2 separate regions of the Homo sapiens genome follow, and region 2 is linked to region 1. A link is a loop called in an ENCODE intact Hi-C map of the cell type or tissue named here. Cell type or tissue: GM12878. All regions are shown on one strand. Each heading gives the region's core, and the rest is flanking DNA. Links, peaks and the distances in the headings are about the cores only.

Region 1 (9,800 bases), core at 986-8,985:
ATGTCTACCAGCAATGTGAAGGTGAAGATAGAATATAAGTAGCCATTTTTAATTTATTTGATGTAATATTTGAATTACAAATATAATTTTCATATTTTTTCAGATATAACTACTTGTCTTGATATGATTTATTGAAAACATCATTTTTTGCCCACTGCTTTGCAATGTCATCTAAATTCTTACATACCTCTTGTCTATACATGTTCCTGCAAGGAACCAGAATTTAACTTTTTACAAATTAAAGAAATTTCATACATATTAACATTAATCTGCTTTTTCTAAGATTTTCTGGATGTATTTTAAATACTCTGTGAAGGGAAACCAAAAAAAAGCAAAGAAAGCACCAAAATTTGCCACTATTTTAACAGAAATTTTATTAAATAAACAAAATTTCCAATTCTTCAAGCCTGGGTGACAGAGCGAGACTCTCAATAAATAAATAAATAATAAAAGTTACAGGGATGGAAAGCACAAATTCAGAAAGTGGGAGTGATGATGAAACAGGTTAATTCTACTGTCATCACTTCGTTTCCAGCCACTTGAGGATACAATAGCATATATCAGCCACTGGTTCCATACATAAGCTACATCCTGGTGGACAACACCCAAAACTCTTAGGGTGTCATTCCAAAACCTCTGCCTTAGCTGAGCCTTTACTAAGCAATATCATACTTCTATCAGGATGGCTGTTTTAGGCTGATGCCTTGTATGGTAGGATTAATTGATCCCATAGAGCAGTGGTCCCCAGACTTTATGGCACCAGGGACCAGTTACATGGAAGACAATTTTTCCATGGACAGGGTTGGGGGGCATTAGATTATCGTAAGGAGTGTACAACCTACATCCCTCACGTGCGCAGTTCACAATAGGGTTCCCACTTGTATGAGGTCTAATGCTACCGCTGATCTTACAGGAGGCGGAGCTCAGGCAGTAGTGCTCTCTTGCCTGCTGCTTACCTCTTGCTGTGCGGCCCGGTTCCTAACTTTGTTGGGATAGAGATCTTGGGTCTTGGAGGTGGCAGACAGTTCCACTGGAAATAATGATGAACAAATGTCTTAACATTTAGTCCTCCAGGAGACAATTCTGGGAGCATTCCATATGCTTCTCAGAGTTATTGGAAGAATCAAATCCCTGTTGTCCATAGCAGGGACCTTACTTTCACCTGCTTACATTGGCGTTTCTCCTTCTTTATCTCATTATCTCCAGTCTCTCATCCCTGCTTCCTGGAATCACCTCCCAAATAAACTCTATAACCCAGGCACTGTATGCATTTTACATAACATGTACATGACATCTTACACTGTACCCTGCCCTCTCTCTTCCTAGTATTTCTGTTTCAGCCGGAAGAGGAAGCAAATGAAGATTGACTTGAAGATTAGAGAGTTGAAGTAATCTTCATTTATTCACTTTGGATGAAGATTGTAGGGTCAATATCTAGGTCCTGGTATTCTAATTACTAAATAGATACTATGTTTATGGTAAATGACTGCAGGTCTGTCTATCCTCAAAGGAAGCAGAAAACCTTGGATTCTGCTGAGTTTTTATCCAGTGGGAGATTCCCTCAAAAAAGTTTAAAGAGTGGTGGAAGACTAAAATTTGCTACTTAAAAATTATTTCTTAAGATGTGCTATTTAGCATACCAGCTACATTGACTATCTGGGCATGGTTCAGATGGGTTCTGTCTGTGCTTCAGGGTCTTTTGCTGTAATCCAGGTGTCAGTGTGCTTGCACCTGAGCTTTATAAGGATGTGTGAAGTGGTCTGTGGCCTGTTAGGAACCCGGCCAAACAGCAGGAGGCTGTGTTAATACTTAAAAAAAATTAGCTTTTGGTTTGGTTAATCCTTTCTATTGTTTCTTTTTGCTATTTCATTGATTGCTTCCTTTTATCTGCATTATGTTCTTCCTCATCATTAAAAAATTATTCTGTTCTTTGCTGGGCACATGGCTCACACCTGTAATCCCAGCACTTTGGGAGGCTGAGGTGGGTGGATCACTTGAGCCCAGGAGTTGGAGACCAGCCCTGGCAACATGGTGAAACCCTGTCTCTACCAAAAATACAAAAATTATCCAGTCTCATAAGCTGGTCTCAGAATAAATAAATTAATTAATTAATAAATAGATTTTTTAAATTATCCTGTTCTTATTTTAACATCTTCAGTTAGACACAGTCAATATAAGAATTTAAGGCTGGGTGCAGTGGCTCACACCTATAATCTCAGCATTTTGGGAGCCTGAGGCAGGTGGATCACCTGAGGTCAGGAGTTCTAGACCAGCCTGGCCAACGTGGTAAAACCCTGTCTCTACTAAAAATATAAAAATTAGCCAGGCGTGGTGGTGGGCACCTGTAATCCCAGCTACTTGGGAGGCTGAGACAGGACAATCGCTCGAACCCAGGAGGCAGAGATTGCAGTGAGCTGAGGTCACACCACTGCACTCAGCCTGGGTGACAGAGTGAGACTTCCTCTCATAAAAAAAAAAAAAAAAGAATTTAAGGTTCTAGATTTCCCTGCAAGCTTTTTTTTAGTGACCTCCACTCAAATCTACATTTTAGTTGATGAGATATACAAAAAAACCTGATACTGCAAAAGATTATTTAATTTAAAATGTAGTAAAGGCTACAAAGGAGAAATTCACATAATACAGGAGTAGACAATGTCTGTGGGTTAGAGAGCGCTTCTTCTGGGAAGAGATATTTGGACAGTGCTCCAAAGGGTGGTGCAGAGGAGGAAGGGGAAGAACACTTGAAGCATAGTGTGAGGCGAAGAGAATTATAAGGTGTTCCAGAGCTAAAGTAAATGAGGAGGAGAAAGACTTGCTTCCCACACTGGAGGTCTCTCTGAGTCTGGAGGTATCACAACCTCTCCCTGTTGCAAGGTCCCTGGTACCCAAAACAATTTTGTCACACACACCATCCTGCCCCTTGTGAGTCCTGCCAGCCCAGCTTTCAGGGGCCTGGCCCCTGATTCCTTCTTTTCTTATCAGGGTCATTCAGAATCCGGAATGACTCTTATTTCCACAGAGCTTCAAATCCCACCTCTCTCTGAGGTAGAAGACCAACAGGGCTTGTTTTCTGGTCACAACCCTGCTGATCAAAACAGGATCTGATCCAGACAGGATCAAGTGAAGAAACCAGCAGGAACCAGCAGATGGGGACAAATGTGATCCCTGGCTGCCCTCATTGCTCATAGCGTAAGATACTCCCATAGTGCCATGACAGTTTTAAAATGCCATGGCAATGGCCCAGAAGTTACCACTCATTTTCTAGAAAGCTATAAATAACCTGCCCCTCAATTTGCATTGATCCACTCCTTAATTTACATGTAATTGAAAGTGGGTTTACATGAGTATAAATAGTTACCAAGAGTCTATAGTTTGCTGACTCAGGGCATACTGCCTATGAGTTAGCCCTGCTCTGCAAGGAGCAGTACTGTTGAATGAAAGATTGTTTTCTGATACCACCAGCTCACCTTTGAGTTCTTTCCTGGGTGAAGGCAAGAACACTCGTAGGTTAAGCCCCACTTTGGGGGCTCAGCTGTCCCACATCACCTTTGGTGAGAGGAGGACCAACTGTGGGGATTGTGAATTCAAACCTCCTGAAAGCTAATGTTGATGGGAGGTGAGCCAGTGAAATGGAAATGGCACCTGAGGCAAGATCCTGTCTAAGTAGAGTTTAGCCCTTTGCAGGACAGGTGCAATGAGTGCTATGAGGGAGATAAGAACAAGTACTGTGGGCAGAGAGGAGATGGCTGCTCACCCTGGACAGTGGGTTCAGAAGTAGCCTCCAGGAGGAAGCGAACATTCAGTGTGGATCTGATAGATTAGAATTGGCAGCCAAGGGTGAAGAGGATTCCTCTGGTCAGAAGGAACAGTATGTGCAGAGGCCAGAGAGTGTGGTGCAGTTTGCCAGGTTTGAGCTCCAGTCAGGCCTATGAATGACATGGCTGGCTAGTTGGGCCTTGTTTGTTATGGTGAAGCATGTTGTATTTTCCAAAGATGCCCATTACAATATCTCCCATCCTACTTTCTCTTCTTACTGCATCACTCCCCCATCAAAAGGTGGACTCTATGTCCCCTCCCCTGAAACCTGGATAGACCTTCATGACTGCCTCAACTAAAAGGATATGGTGGAAGTGAGGCCACGTGACTAACAAGGCCTGGGCATAAAAGGCAATACAGTCTCCGCCCAGCTCTCTGTTTGAGGATGCTCACTCTTGGGACCTGGACGCCATGCCATGAGGAAGCCCAGGCTACATGAGGAGGCCATGTGTGGACATTGTGGGTAAAATTCCCAGCTAAGGTCCTAGCCAACAGACATGTGAATAAGAAAGCCTTCAAGAGGACTCCATCCCCAGCCACCACCTGCCTGAGTGTGGACCGCCTATAAGTGAACCTTCAGAATCATGACAGATAATAATAATAAATGATGTTGCTTTACACCAATAACCAATAAAGATGGTCAAATAGTGATCAAGGAGAGGAATTCCAAGCCAAAAGAAAGGTATAGGTAGGGTTTACTACCAAACCAAAGAAGGAGGAGTTCCAGCATTGCAGGAGGGAAGGGGAGGGCAGGGCAGAGGAGGGGAGGGGAGGGAAGGAATGGAGGGAGAGGGACAAGGTAAGAAGAAGGCAGACTGGCAAGCCCACACTGGATAGTGTGGTTTCCATGAAGGCCACTAAGTGGCAGCATTGGCACAGGCCAGTGGTTGTCAGACTGACTTTGTTGTTGCTTTGTCAGGCGACCTCGCTGTGAAGGCTCAGTGTCTGTGGCTGCAAGGTAAAGAAGGCCTGGCTGATAGCAAGTGCTGAGGAAGGCCTGGGAAGGCCTAGCTCTTGCTGATACATCAAATAATGTCAACCTCCCACAGCTGTTAACTCGAGTCAATTCATTTGTGGTGGACGTGTTGTTTTTTCTTCTGGTCCTCCTTTTTCTCATAACAAACACTTCAATTTTCCTTTGGGGAACTATACCACCACCACTCAGGTCTCCTGTATACACTCTCATAGGCTGTGCACTGCATAACTCCAGAGAATCCATCCATTCAGACTGTGATGAGTGGTGCCTACTGGAATTGAGGAGTGCCCAACCTGTACAACTGTCAATAACAGCCCTTGAAAGATGGTCCAAGTTGCCCATTGTGCTCCTGGTCTAGATACAAGCACATTGTCTGAACCAAGCATATCATGGATTTGATTTTGAATCCTGAGTAGAATGTTCATCCTGTTCATACTGACATGAATGCTGTGAAGCAACTGCCCATTAGCTCCAGCTACATGGATCTCCAGAGTTCTCCCTGGTTCTTTTCTTTTTTTGTTTTCCAACTCCAATAGAAATCAAATTCCCTTTTGATTTAGTTCGCCAGAGATGCTTTCTGTTGCTAGCAACCGGAGAACTCCAAAAAGTCACAATCTGTGCCTCAAAACTTTCTCAAGGAACCAGATTTCAGCAAAAGGTCTTGGGTATTAAGATTAAAACTAGTCTTTATTCATTATCCATTCATTTATTCATCCAACAAATATTTTGGGGGTACCTACTATGTGCCAGGCATGGTATTAGATTAGAGGACTCAGCGGTGAAGAAGCCAGTCATGCATGGTCACTGCCTACTCAGAATCTGGTGAGAAAGACCACAGTATGTAGATGATTACAGACAGCTATAGAATTCCAAATGGGGGGAAGTATTGTGAAAGAATAGAATGAAATGCATTTTAGGCTTGCTACAAGCAAGCAGTTTCTACCTCTTATAACAGTTAATCCTCAGAACAATGCTACATGTTAAGTAATACTATAGATCCTATTTCACAAATATGTAAACTAAGCTTACGTTAAATATAAATATACATCCAATAATTTATAAATAGAAATAGAAATAGAATTTTCCCAAGACTTGGGTCTTTCAATGCTAGAAGTGGGGCAGTCCTGGGCAAACAGGGACAAGTTGTCACTCTAATAAATAACTTGCCTGTGACCACACTGTTAGAGAGTGGTGGGGTAAGTATTCACTTCAGGTCTAGTTTTACCCTGAAGCTCATGCACACAATGACTACCTGACAGGTGCCCTTGGATGTTGTGGGCAGTGTGTGGGGAAAGGGAGGAGAGTGGGAGAGGCTGGAGGCAAGCAGACCAAAGAGGAGACTGAGACAATGGCCCAGCACGCAATGGTCATGGAGAAGGAAGTAACTGATTCGATGTGAGGGGTGGAGGGGGCAGGAGATCTGGGATGACCCAGGGGGTTAGGTGTAGGAGGGGGATGGAAGTGGTCTGGGAGGAGGAAGAATTCAGGTTGGCCATGTTGGGTTTGCCATCTGGGTCCAAATGCCAGTAGGCAGTTGGAGAAGAATCTCAGAGTTAGAGAATTCTTGTAGCTCAGCTGGGCATCGTAGGCACTTCAAAGATGATGCCAACAGGGTCCCTGCTCTCAGAGCTTCCTGTTAGGTTTTGAAGGGAAGGCGAGGGTTAAAGAAAGACACGCACACACACAGAGGGTGGCTCAACAGCAACATAGGTATATTGCAAAAACCTGCAGAAGTAGGGGACCAGCTTAATGCCAGAGCCCTCTGCTGATTACAGGCTGGGGTACTTATAGGTATGGGGAGGAGGGGTCTGGGCAGTATGGCTTGCTGCCCAACAGGATATTGAAAAGATGTGCTTATGATCAGGTAGTCTGGCCCTTTCTCCAGTGGGATGTGAATAGGGTTTTCCTTGGACTTTTGCCCAGCAGGATATGATACGGATGTCCCTTCAGTTGGGCCCTTGCCTAGTGGGGTATGATAAGAATGCTTATAGAGGCTTTCGAGGAAGCATGGCCCTACTGACAGCTTGACTTTGGACTTCGATCCTCCAGGACAGCAAAAGAATTAACTCCTGTTGTTTCAAGCCATTCAGTTTGTGTTAATTTGTTACATCATCTCTAGGAAACTAAAACACATGACATGGTCCTTCCTACCTCAGAGCTTGCGTACTTGCTACCCTGTACCTGGAACTCTCTTATTCTGACTCGATAGATGGCTGGTTCCATCTCATCCCTTCAGATCTCCACTCAAATCTCATCTCTTCAAAGATGGCTCCTCCAAGTATTCCAGCTAAAGTCTCTCCCTTAAGTTACTCTGTACCACAATGTCTTCTTTAATTTTCTTTATAATATTTATCACTTTGAAATTATTTTATGGATTTTTTGAGTATGTGTGTGCTGCCTGTTTCATCCCAAGAGAGTGCAGCTTATATAAGAAGCACAGCTGTATACCCAAGACCCAGACATGTCCTTTATATATTGGAGGAACTTAACAAATATTTGTTAAATGAACTGATCAAGCAAAGACTCACAATGGTCAAAAACGGAAATTTGCACAGGGTTACACCACTAGGAAGCCACAGAGTTTTTATTTAAACACAGGCTGTCTGAGTCCAGAGCCCAAGCTCATAACTATTATGCAATTACGCTATACTAACTTTGATGCAAGGGAGAAATAAAGACAATTTGGGATGAGGTCCTATTAATAAGGGAAGAGACAGAAAAGAGATTAATTCTAATTCAGTTATTGGGGTTGAGATATTACACAATCAGCTGGAAAATAAGGTTTGATTTGTGGAGAAGCCCTGACCTGGAAGATCAGCCTTAATTTAGGGCCAGAAGAAATCTCAGTAGAACTCAGGGTAGCTGTCCTTCACCCCTGGTGCTGAATTTAAGGTTAGTGCTTGATAAAGCCACCTCATGGCTTTTGTGTACAAGGTCTCAAGTCATTCCTCCTAGGTACTCATTTCCCCTCCACTACCTGACCTTGTTGGGGCAACTCTTCCTTCATTGCTTTGCTTAATTCCTGAGCTGGCTTATTTAGTCCATTGGGCATCTTCCCTGTCTCCTGTCCCAGCTTCAGTCCAGTTTGGGAGAGGAAACTCCCCTTCACAGAATATCTATAAATGAACTTATAAAAGATTTGAATCTATTAATATACTATAGGATTCAGTTTACAAAGGCATTAGAGAAAAAAATAAGAAAAAATTTCACCACTACTGGCATCGATCATTGGTTTAACTTCTGGTTTTTCTTTCAGCAGGAGAAAGGCACAGCAGTTGTTTTCAGAGAAGTTCAGCAATATCTCCTTGCTGACAAAGCTTCAATTTCAGGTCTTGCAAGTGCTTCAGATCCCCTGAGGGCTTGCTGGGACCCCTATTTGGTCTGCATTTCAGTAGTCCCTACTATAGGCCTTGGATATAAGAACCCTTTATCCCCCATCCCCTGCCAACTGAAAGAGCACACAATGGTCAAAGCTAGAGCAATTCGGTAACAAAATAAAGTGGTATTAGATTATAATCCAAAGTATGAAATAAATATCATGAGCCCATACAGATAAAAAATAAGTGACTCAATAATAAATAAATGAGGGGAGAATAGACAAATCATATTTGCAGAATTTCAAATCATTTATGTAGCTACTTCTCCCTCAAGGAGGTAAAGCATTACTCCCCACCTCTTAATGTAGGCAGTATCTAGTGACTTCCTCCCAAAGAGGAAGGCAAGGAAGGAAAAGATTAGCTTCACAGTGAAGGAAGCTTCTGGCAAACACTCCCTCAGCTAGGAGATGAAGGCTACATCAGCAGTGGTAAGTCATGGTGATAATATGCACCCTTGATATGATGTATTGAGAATAAAGTCTCTCCCTTTATGGGGTTACAACCTTATTGCTTTGCAGTCTGTGGAGGAGTTTACCTCTGTGATCTTCCTCAAAAAGATCCATAACCCCAGTCTAATCACAAGAAAAACATCAGACAGATCCCCATTGAGGGAGAATCTACCTGAGCAGTATGCCTCAAAATTGTCCAGATGATCAAAAATAAGGCAAGTCAGAGAAACTGTCACTGCCAAGAGGATCCTAAGGAGATGTGATAACTAAATGTAATGTGGCACCCTGGACAGAATCCTGGGACAGAAAAAGGACATTAGATCAAAACCAAAGGAACCTGAATAAAGTGTGGGCTTTATCAAATAATAATGTATTAATGTTGGTTTGTTAATTATAACAATGTAACATAAATGTAAGATATTAATAATACAAGAAGCTGGGTGTGGGGTATATAGGAGCTCTTTCCACTATCTTCACAATTTTTCAAAAATGTAAAACTATTCTAAAATTTAAAAATTTATTTTGAAAAGGAGGGGGGAAACTTACTATCTCAGCTTAACAAGGAGTCTGAAGTAGGCAACAGCAGAACTGGCTGAGCCAGTAAATTATATTATCAAACACTCAGACTCTTCTCATCTTTCCCTCGTCCATCCTTAGCTTGTTAATGTTTGCCCTCAAACCTGTCTTCTCATGATTACAAGATGGCTGCCACAGTTCCAAGCATCATATTGACATGAAACCATGTTTAAAGACACCAAGGACCATTTCTCTTTATATGTCTCTTTATCAGGAAGAAAAATCTTTTTCCAGAAGCCCTTCTGGAAGATTTCCTGTAGGCTCCATTGGCCAGGATTGGGGCACATACCCAATCCCCAGCTGCAAGAGAAGCCAGAAGAGTGAGAACCAGGAATCTCCAACCTCCACAATGGGAAGCCATCAAGAAATAATTTGGGGGTGGGGCAGGTAATGGTGTTGATTAGGCAACCATCAGTGTATACCACACATGAGTTCTCCCCATTACACCTGAGTTTTCTATCAGAATTTCTAGCATCACCTTCTACCCATTGGGCTGAGTTACAGATAACTGAAAATGCTGGTGTCTTCTTTTTTTTTTCTTTTTCTTTTTTTTTGTTGCCCAGGCTGGAGTCCAATGGCACAATCTTGGCTCACTGCAACCTCCAC
Region 2 (9,800 bases), core at 798-8,797, 180 kb after region 1:
CATCGGTCATAGTTGGCCCATGTGCCTTTGGCTTAGCTACAGAGGAAGCTGGAAAAGTGAGGATCTGGCATCTTCAGCCTTTGAAGATGGAGATGTGTTCTATAAGCAACGAGCAAGCGAGCTGGGCATAGCTATTGGAAAGGCAGCCACAAATGGCTGGCACACTGTGACGCCCACCAACATCATTTTTCTGTATTTCAGTTTAATCATCTTCAGAATGGGGATAATTAGTTCTACTTTGGCAAGTGCTTATAAAAATTAAACAAGATGTTCAACATAAGGGTGCCTGGTGGATAGCAGACACTCTTCATTTGTTCATTTTCCTTCCTTCCACCCACTAGTCACTGGGGCCCTGTTTGAAATACCAAAGAAAAGCCCTTTGGTCTGAGGGTTGCTATGACACCAATGCCTTGGGCTCTGCAGTCCTTAGGTTTCATTCACACACGAGGCAGGTCGCTTTTTCAAACATAAGATCCTTTATGTTGGCATAATGTGGTTTCTAGCACCTTTCATCAGCCCAGACTACTCAAAGCCTACCCAGAACCAATTCTATTTATAACTCCCAGTTTCCCAAGTTTGTGGCTTCATTATCATAATTGTTAGTGTCCACGTAGTTGTCTCTATGGTTACCAAATTCATCTGAGCCTCTGCCTTAGAAATCTGCATGAAAACATATTTACAAGACCCAGGCTTGCTATGGTCAGACTGGTTCTGGCTTCTGTGGCAGGAAACTCAATTTAAAGCCTTTCAGTGGCTCCCCACTGCACTTAGGATAAAGATCCAATCCTTAATTCAGCCCAGGAGGCCCTGCATAAGATCCCTGCATCCACTTCCAAACTTATCTCCCGTGAAACTCCCCCTTCTACTTGGTCTCTGCTTTTTTTCTTTCTTTCTTTTTTAAGAAACAGGGTCTCACTCTGTCACCCAGGCTGGAGTGCAGTGGCATGATCTCAGCTCACTGCAGCCTCCAACCTCCTGGTCTCAAGCGATTCTCTGGCCTCAGCCTCCTGAGTAGCTAAGACTTCAGGCATGAGCCACCACACCTAGCTAATTTTTGTATTTTTTTATAAAGATGGGTGTCTTACTATGTTGCCCAGGCTGGTCTCCAATTCCCAGACAACTGTAATATCAAGAAACACCAGGAGAGGAGTGAGGTAAGGACAGGAAGGCAGTCAGTGAAAGGTGAGCCCATTTCCACTCTGGGCAACTAGAGCTGAATCCCACTGGGGAACAGAAGCCAGTGTAGATGACTCAGGCCTCAGACCCAAGGGGCAAGGGACCTGGGTACTTAGACAGCAGTCGTTGACTGAGGGTTGTTCCCAAGAGATGTTACTTTCTCTGTGCTCCTGGCCTGCCACAAAGCAGCAGAGCAGGGGCAGAGAGAGCCCAAATGCAGATGCCGGCTTGACTGTCAGCCATGTGCAGTGAAGGGCAAGGCATCCAGGGGACTGAGCATAGCACTGCCAGTGACTGCCCAATGGGGATACATTTTGCATTATTCATCGCCATGGTGGCTGCAAATGACAGAAACAAGCTTAACCACAAAAAGAAATTTATTTTAGGTGCAGCTGGACCCAGGGGCTCACAGGATGTATCTGGCTGCCTCTCAACATTGCTTTCATCTTCAATGGCTTTATCTCCAGGAGTGCTCCCTTTCTCATGATGAGCTCCACATCAACCAGCCCAGCAACCCCAGCAGAAAGAACAGACCCTTCTGCACTGGTTTCTCATTGCTGCTGCAACGAATTGCCACACACTTAGTAGCTTAAGTGACATTTTTTTTTTTTTGAGACAGGGTCTCACTCTGTCATCCAGGCTGGAGTGCAGTGGCATGATCAGGGCTCACTGCAGCTTCAACTCCCCCCTACAAGCCCAAGCAATCCTTCTGCTGAAACCTCCCGAGTAGCTGGGACTATAGGACTACATGTGTGAGCCACCACGCCCTGCTGATTTGTTGTATTTTTAGTAGAGATTGGGTTTCGCCCTGTTGGCCAGGTCTCAAACTCCTGGACTCAAGCAATCTGCCCACCTTGTCCTCCCAAAGTGTTGGGATTACAGGCATGAGCCACCATGCCCAGCCTTAAATGACATTTATTATCTTACAGTTCTAGAGATCAGAAGTCTGAAATGGGTCTCACTGGGGTGAAATTGGAGTGTCAGCAGGGCTGTGTTCCTTTCTGGGGGCTTTAGGGATAGAATCTGTTTACCTGCTTTTCTAATGTCTAAAAGCTGCCCACATTCCTTGTCTGATAGCCCCCTTTCTCTGTCTTCAAGGCCAGCAACATCCGGTCAATTCCTTCTGTGTAAGGACACTCTGTGTTGCTATAAAGAATACCTGAGGCTGGGTGGTTTATAGAGAAAAGAGGTTTATTTTGGCTCATGGTTCTGCAGGCTGTAGAGGAAGCACAACACCACATCTGCTTCTGGTGAGGCCTCAGGAAGCTTGCAATCATGGCAGAAGGTGAAAGGGGAGCAGACGTGCCACATGGTGAGAGAGGGAGCAAGAGAGAAGGGAGGAGGTGCCAGTGGGCTCTTTGAACAACCAGATCTCACATGGACTAATAGAGCAAGAACTCACTCATGAACATGCAGAAGGCACCAAGCCATTCATGAGAGATCTGCCCCCATGACCCAAATACTTCCCATTAGGCCCCTCCTGCAACATTAGGGGTCATATTTCAACATGAGATTTGGAGGGAACACACATCCAAACCATATCGCCTTCTCAGGCTGCCATCTCCCCAGCTCTCTCTCCTGCCTCCTTCTACTTTTAAGGATCCTTGTGATTACATTAGGCCCACCCGGCTAATCCAGGATAATCTTTCCAAAATCTGCTGGCTAGCAACTTTATTTTTTTGAGATGAAGTCTTAACTTACTCTGCCACCCAGGCTGGAGTGCAGTGGCCTGATCTCTGTTCACTGCAAACTCCGCCTCCCAGATTCAAGCAATTCTCCTGCCCCAGCCTCCCGAGTAGCTGAGATGACAGACGTGTGCCACCATGCCTAGCTAATTTTTGTATTTTTAGTACAGACGGGGTTTCGCCATGTTGGCCAGGGTGGTCTTGAACTCCTGACCTCAAGTGATCTACCCACCTCGGCATCCCAGAGTGCTGGGATTATAGGCGTGAGCCACCACCGCACCCGGCCTCACAACTTTAATTCTATCTGCAACCTGAATTCCCCTTTGCCATGTGGCCTAATATATTCACAGTCTCCAGAGATGAGAATAGGAACGTCTTTGTGGATTGTTATTTTGCCTGCTACACTATTTTCCCCCAACAGTTCTAGCAAAAATCCAGGATCAATTTTCATTGGTCTGCCTTGGGTCACATAACTGTTTCTGAACACACTACTGTAGACAAAGCAATGGAAAAGACTGATTGGCCAGATCTGGTCATGTGGAAAGGGGAGGTGGAGCCAGCCCCATTGGAATTCACATGGAGAGTGAAGAAGGTGTGGCTCCCCAAAGGAAAATCTGAGTGGTCTTACCAGGAGAAGGTATAATGAATGTCAGGCAGGCAAAAGTCCGGGATGCTCACTACAGGTCAGCAGGCCAGAATTTCTTGTTGTGGGAAGAAGATGATACATGTTTAGAATTGTAATGTTGTAATGTTGAATTTTAAATTAAAAGAAAATTTCGGCACTGTTCTGGGTGATAACAAGCCTCCATCACTGCAAACCTCCAATAAATATAACCACATACATTGCCTAGTGCACGACTCCAAAGTTGTAAGAAAAATCGGACAACTATTACAGGCATGAAGACGAGCAGTGATAGGGAATTAGGCAAGAGTACAGGGAAAAAAAGCAAGAAGTGATTAGGAGAAATTTCAGCCTCCTCCATCCACCCTACTCCTAGAATCCAGCTCCAGAACATTAGATTTCCCTTTATATGAGTGTAGTGGGATAATATATTTTTAATGATGATTTTTAAAAACTACATCTTTATCCCATTACTGTTGAAACATACTAGAAATGATTTGGTTCATTTGTGAATAACAGAAAGACTCACAATAGCAGTGACTCAAACAATCTAGCAGTTTATCTTTGAAGTACAGAGACAGTGGGGCCAGGCCTGAAGTGGTACATCACGGAGTTAGGAACCCAGATTGCTGCTGTGGGGTTGCTCTGCTGGGTTCAGTTTCTACTCTCAAGGTCTCATGGCACAAAATGGCTGCTGGAGCTCTGTCAATCATGACTGCATTCTGGCTGGCTTTAAAGACACTTCCAATAAATTTCATGCAGTACCTATGCTTATATCCGTAACCATCATGCTACACGCATACATTTAACCCAGTGGTTCTCAAACGGAAGAGATTTTGCCTCCCAGGGAATATTTGGCAATGCGAGGAGCAGGGAGTGTGCTGCCCTCTAGTGCGAAGAAGCCAGCGATGCTGCTAAACATCCTACAGTACAGAGCATCTTCCTACAACAGTCTTTCAGTCCAAAATGTCAATAGTGCTGAGGTTGAGAAACCTGGTTTATCCTTTCCGAGCCTCAGTTTCCTCACTTATCTAAATGCTGGGAACAGAGAAATGATCAAAACAGAGAAAATGATAAAACACGGGACACAGGGGAGGCTTCCTCAGATTAATTATACAGGACTCATGAGTTCTTACGGAATTCAAATTTGATCAATCACGTGAAGGTTTTACAAACTAAGGCACTACTAGGGGACAAATCTGTGATTGTTTCAAGTCAGCTGAGTAGCGTTCAGTGACAGTGGAGCAGGCAGAGCAGGGATAAAGGACTATTTGCAATGGTTCAAGCCTAGTATTTGGGAACCAGAAGGGAAGGGATAGTGCAGTACCCCAGAGAGGGTAACCGTGGAGCTGTCACCATCCTTGAGCCACAGGGGTGAAGGAAGGAGTAAAAGGAGAAAGTCATATAGAGAAAAGGTTGTTTGGAGAGGAGCAAGGAGCAATGCACTAGGAGACAGAAGGCCTGGGTCACATAGTCTTGCAGAAGTCCCCAAAAGCCCTGCGTATCGCTCGTCACCTCTGCCCTCGTCTCCTATCTCTCTTCCCCTCATTCTGCTCCAGCCATCCTGGCCTCCCTGCTCTTCCTCAGACACACTCCTGCCTCAGGGCTCTGGCGCGTGCTGTTTCCTCTGCTTGGAATGCTGATCCCACAGGTATCCTTCTGCCCATTCTCTCACCTCATTCAGGTCTTTTCCCAAGTGTCACCTTCTCATTGAGGACTTCCCAAACCACCTGATTAGGAATTGGCACACTGCCATTCCTCTTGCAACTTTGATCCTCTTTCCCTGCTTTATTTTTCTCCATACTGTTTATCATTATCTGGTACCTTATACAATTTACGTATTTATCTTGTATTGTATTGTATTTTACATATTGTAAAATATGTAAAAAATGTAAAATCTGTCGTCTGTCTCCCTTTATTGAATGTAAGCTCCATGGAGACAAGAGTTTTTCTCTGTTTTGATCATTTCTCGGTTCCCAGCACTTAGATAAGTTATCAGCATAATAAATACTCAATATATACCTGTTGAATTAATAATTAAATGTAAGAATGAATGAATTTATTCATTCATAAAATTAATTGTTCATGAATCTCATTAATTATTCATGAAGTAATTGAATCAGTAAACCACTCCTCTTCCATGTGAATCAGAACTGACTCATTAGCATACTCCACCGGCTCCCAGCCTGGCCAATGAGACTCAATTCTGAGACTTTGGAGAGAGCTCTTTGAAAAGACAAGCTCTCTTTATACCAAGGAAAATAAACTGTGAGGATGTGAGTCTGGGACTACCCAGTAAACCTGCCTGAGAGGGAACCCAAAATAGAAGAAGCAGAGAATTACAGAGATCTGATGAAATCATTTAACCCTGGATCCGGCCATGCCTGAAGCAGAATTTTAAAATATATGTTAACCAACAAATATATTTTTTTCTTAAGCTGCTTTGAGTTAGGTCTCTGTAACTTGCAACTGAAAGCATCCTGACTGCCAGGATGAGAGATGTGGAGCAGAGATGATTTGCAGACCAACGAGAGAATCAGCCAAATAGCAGACATGGGAGAGAAGAGCACAGATCCTGGGAAATAAATACATATTTTTCTATGCCCCTGAGGTTTTGTGGGAATCTTTTGTTGTTGTTCTGTTTATTTGTTGTGTAGCAATTTTGTGGCAACAGTTAACCATGACGAATACCGTGGGGCAAATGGAATCTGTTTGGCCCAACATCAGCCTTCCCAATGACTGAGTCAGGTTTAGAGGTGCTCTGCTACTCTGGGCAGGATGTAGGACATGGGACACAGGGGAAGCTTTGTTGAGGTTGTCTGTGTCCTAGCCAGTTAACTTGATATGGATTCTGGTGTCCTTTGGGTTGTGTCCGGTTTGCTAACACCTTGTTTTTAAAACATAATATCTCCTGCTTCATTAAAAAAAAAATCAGGAAAGTTCACGTTTCCTATAATGAAAAATATTAGCATCAGGTCCACATTCCTACCTAGCCAGCCTGCTGAGCTCCACCCAGCTGTCCCTGTTAGTCCTTTTTTTTTTTGGCAAGGGTGGGGGTGGGGGGTGGGGGGTGGGGGCAGGGTTTCGCTCTATCACCTAGGCTGGAGTGCAGTGGTGCAATCTCAGTACACTGCAACCTCCACTTCCTGGCTCAAGTGATCCTTCAGCCTCAGCCCCCTGAGTAGCTGGGATCCCAGGCACAAGCCACCATGCCCGGCTCATTTTTGTATTTTTTATAGAGACAGGGTTTTGCCATGTTGCTCAGGCTGGTCTCCAACCCCTGAGCTCAAAGCGATCCACCCACCTCGGCCTCCCAAAGTGCTAGGATTACAGGCATGAGCCACCCCATCTGGCGCCCTGAGAGTCTCGACCTGTGGTTGTCAAACTTTTTCTGAAAGGCCAGATAGTAAATATTTAAAGCACTGTGGGCCATACCATCATGTCTGTTACAACTACTCAACTTTGCTGTTGTAGTGCAAAGGCAACCATGGACAATATGGAAATGCACAGGCATGACTGTGTTCGAATAAAACTTTATAGACAAAACAGTCAGCTGATTGTAGTCTGCTGACTTCCGCCCTGAATGAACAGCCTTCAGCTTGCCACAGTCCTCACCACTCCGCACTGCCTTATGCCCGGCTCACTTCCCTCACTTATAACACCTCAGTGGGCCCTGTAGGCGTATGAATTTGCAGCCTCTAATCTAAGTTCTTTTTAAGGTTAGAGTTTGGGGAACAAAAAACAGGCAGTCTTGTAAGCTGGCTGCTTGGGTGAACAAGAGGAAGGTAAAATCCTTCAACAATTATGATTTAGCAACTAGTATGTGCTAGGTGTAATTCTAGATGTTTATCCTGAACCAAAACACTGGGATACAGAAGAGAAAAAGGGAGATTTAAAAAAATTCCTGACCAGGTGCGATGACTCATGCCTGTAATCCCAGCATTTTGGGAGGCCGAGGCAAATTCCTTGAGCCCAGGAATTTGAGACCAGACAGGGCAATGTGGCAAAGCCCCATTTCTACAGAAAATATAAAAAAATTAGCCCAATGTGGTGGCACACGCTTATAGTCCCAGCTACTTGGGAGGCTGAGGTGAGAGGATCACTTGGGCTTGGGGTGGTCAAGGCTGCAGTGAGCTGTGATTGCTCTACTGTACTCCAGCCTCGGCAACAGAGCGAGATCTTGTCTCCAAAAAAAAAAAAATCCCACTCATAGAGCTTCATTTTAAGGGAGAAGACAGAGTAAACAAATAAATGAGAGATATAATGTGTTAAGGATAATAGATATGTTCCTTATCTTAATTGTGATGATGGTTTCACGTGATGGTTTCACAGGTGTAAATGTGTGAAAATTTGTCAAACTATACACTTTAAGTATGAGCAGCTTATCATATGCCAACTGTGCTTCTGTTAAATTAAGTTTAGCCTGAAGCTGCCTCCTTACCTATTTCTAGTTCAGCCTAAAGGTTTCCCTGTACGTGATGAACCATGACCTAACTAGATGTGTAAACAGACTACAACTTACCCTTGCACCAGTCACCAAGTTTTGGCCAATCAGTGGTGGCCAACTGTTCAAACTGTGTTCAAATAAGACAAATGCCAAGCTGTAACCAATCCAATTGTTTCTGTACCTCACTTCCGTTTTCTCTATGTCACTTTCCTTTTTGTGTCCATAAATCCTCTCCAACCATGTGGTAACACCTATTCTGGTTCGGGGGGCTGCCCAATTCACAAATTATCCTCTGCTCCATTAAACTCTGTTAAATTTAATTGGTCCAAAGTTTTTCTTTTAATAGTTCAATAAAGCTTATATATATATATATATATATATATATATACACACACACACACACACATATATAAAGAAATGAAGAAAAAAACAACTGCTTATCTAGAAAGATACCAAAATGTAACTAGGTTTTTGAGTTTTGTTCCAAATATGTATTATTTTTAACATATGATGTTCTTTAATGTGTCATATATTGCTATTTTAATAAAGAGCTCCATTTTTGTTTCTGTCTTTAAAAAAAGATATACAGTGTATCAGATGGTGATAAGTACAACAGATAGAAATATGCAAAGAAGAGATATAGAGAGAGTTGGAAGGGGGTTATAAATGGTAAATGAGAAGACAGAGAAAAACAGTAATTAAGATCTCACAGTGGCCGGGTGTGGTGGCTCACACCTGTAATTCCAGCACTTTGGGAGGCTGAGGCGGGCAGATCACTTGAGGCCAGGAATCCGAGACCAGACTGCAACATTGTGAAACCCAGTCTCTACTAAAAATACAAAAATTAGCCAGGCGCGGTGGCAGGCCTCTGTAATCCCAGCTACTTGGGAGGTTGAGGCACGAGAATCTCTTGAACCTGGGAGGCGGAGGCTGCAGTGAGCCAAGATCGTGCCACTGCACTGCAGCCTAGGTGACAGAGTGAGACTTTGTCTCAAAAAAAAAAAAAAAGAAAAGAAAAAGAAAAAAGATCTCAAAGTAAGCTGGGTGTGGTTGTGACTATAACAGGTCTGTTGCTTGAAGCAGGGCAAGTCAATACACCAATACAGAGGGTTGCGGCAGAGAAAGAGTTAAAAAAAATCTTAGGGCAGCTGAATGAGGAGACAGAAGGAAACCTCAAATCCACCTCCTGGAGGAGTTTCAGCCTTGGGATTTTAAGGGTTTTGGAGTGGGCTGAGGTATAGGGATCGTCGTTTGGTTGAAGAATGCAGAGTGAAGTCACAGGACAGGGAGATAAAGAAATTTCGTTCTTAGGCTGATTCAGTTCCTCTGTGGGGGTCTTCAAACTGGTTGGTGTCTGCCGGTCCACTGGAATTCAGGATCTGAAGAACATCTTAAGCAATTCCTAAACAAAAAGCCTTATGATGCAAAGGTCAGAAATCCTATCTGTAGGAACAATGGGGATGCAAATGGCAGTATCTAGTGCCACATGACTTTCAGTTACAAGGAAGTGGGCCAAAGGGCAGCCAAATTAATGCTTAATTATAACTATGTTTCTGCCCAGAACCCAGCATGTAATTCTAGTTAACCCTATGAGGACAATTTCATGGCGGCACATGCCTATAGTCTTTGCTACTCAGAAGACTGAGGCAGGAGGATCACTTGAGTCAGGAGTTAGAGGCTGAAGGGCACTATCCTCATGCCTGTGAATAGCCACTGCACTCCAGCCTGGGCAACATAGTGAGACTCCATCGCAAAAAATACAAAATAAAATCTCAAAGCAGAATCCACTTACAAAACAAACTCTAAATGTGCAAGTTATACTCCCTTTCTCAGCCCTAATCCAACCCTCCATCGTGCCCTCCCCTCCTCA

The links. A loop is a pair of places that touch in the nucleus more often than their neighbours do. Peaks named below come from ENCODE experiments on the same cell type or tissue, not always from the same donor. Only the 100,000 strongest peaks of a DNase experiment are listed, where the experiment ranks them.
Region 2: it touches region 1 in a loop (13-fold over the local background); 54 of 110 quality-filtered maps call a loop at or near these places.

The regions. Positions count from the first base shown.
Region 1 is chr20:46,516,497-46,526,296 of GRCh38, forward strand. No RefSeq gene overlaps it. Among named protein-coding and RNA genes, the nearest start is that of ZNF334, 7.8 kb to the left of the region's middle. In GM12878, for the core only: a CTCF peak has its summit at 4,679 (motif pointing right); a DNase peak (open chromatin) is centred at 4,705.
Region 2 is chr20:46,695,585-46,705,384 of GRCh38, forward strand. No RefSeq gene overlaps it. Among named protein-coding and RNA genes, the nearest start is that of SLC2A10, 9.2 kb to the right of the region's middle. RefSeq lists enhancers at 538-657, 7,276-8,048. In GM12878, for the core only: a CTCF peak has its summit at 4,367 (motif pointing left); no DNase peak of the experiment used is centred there.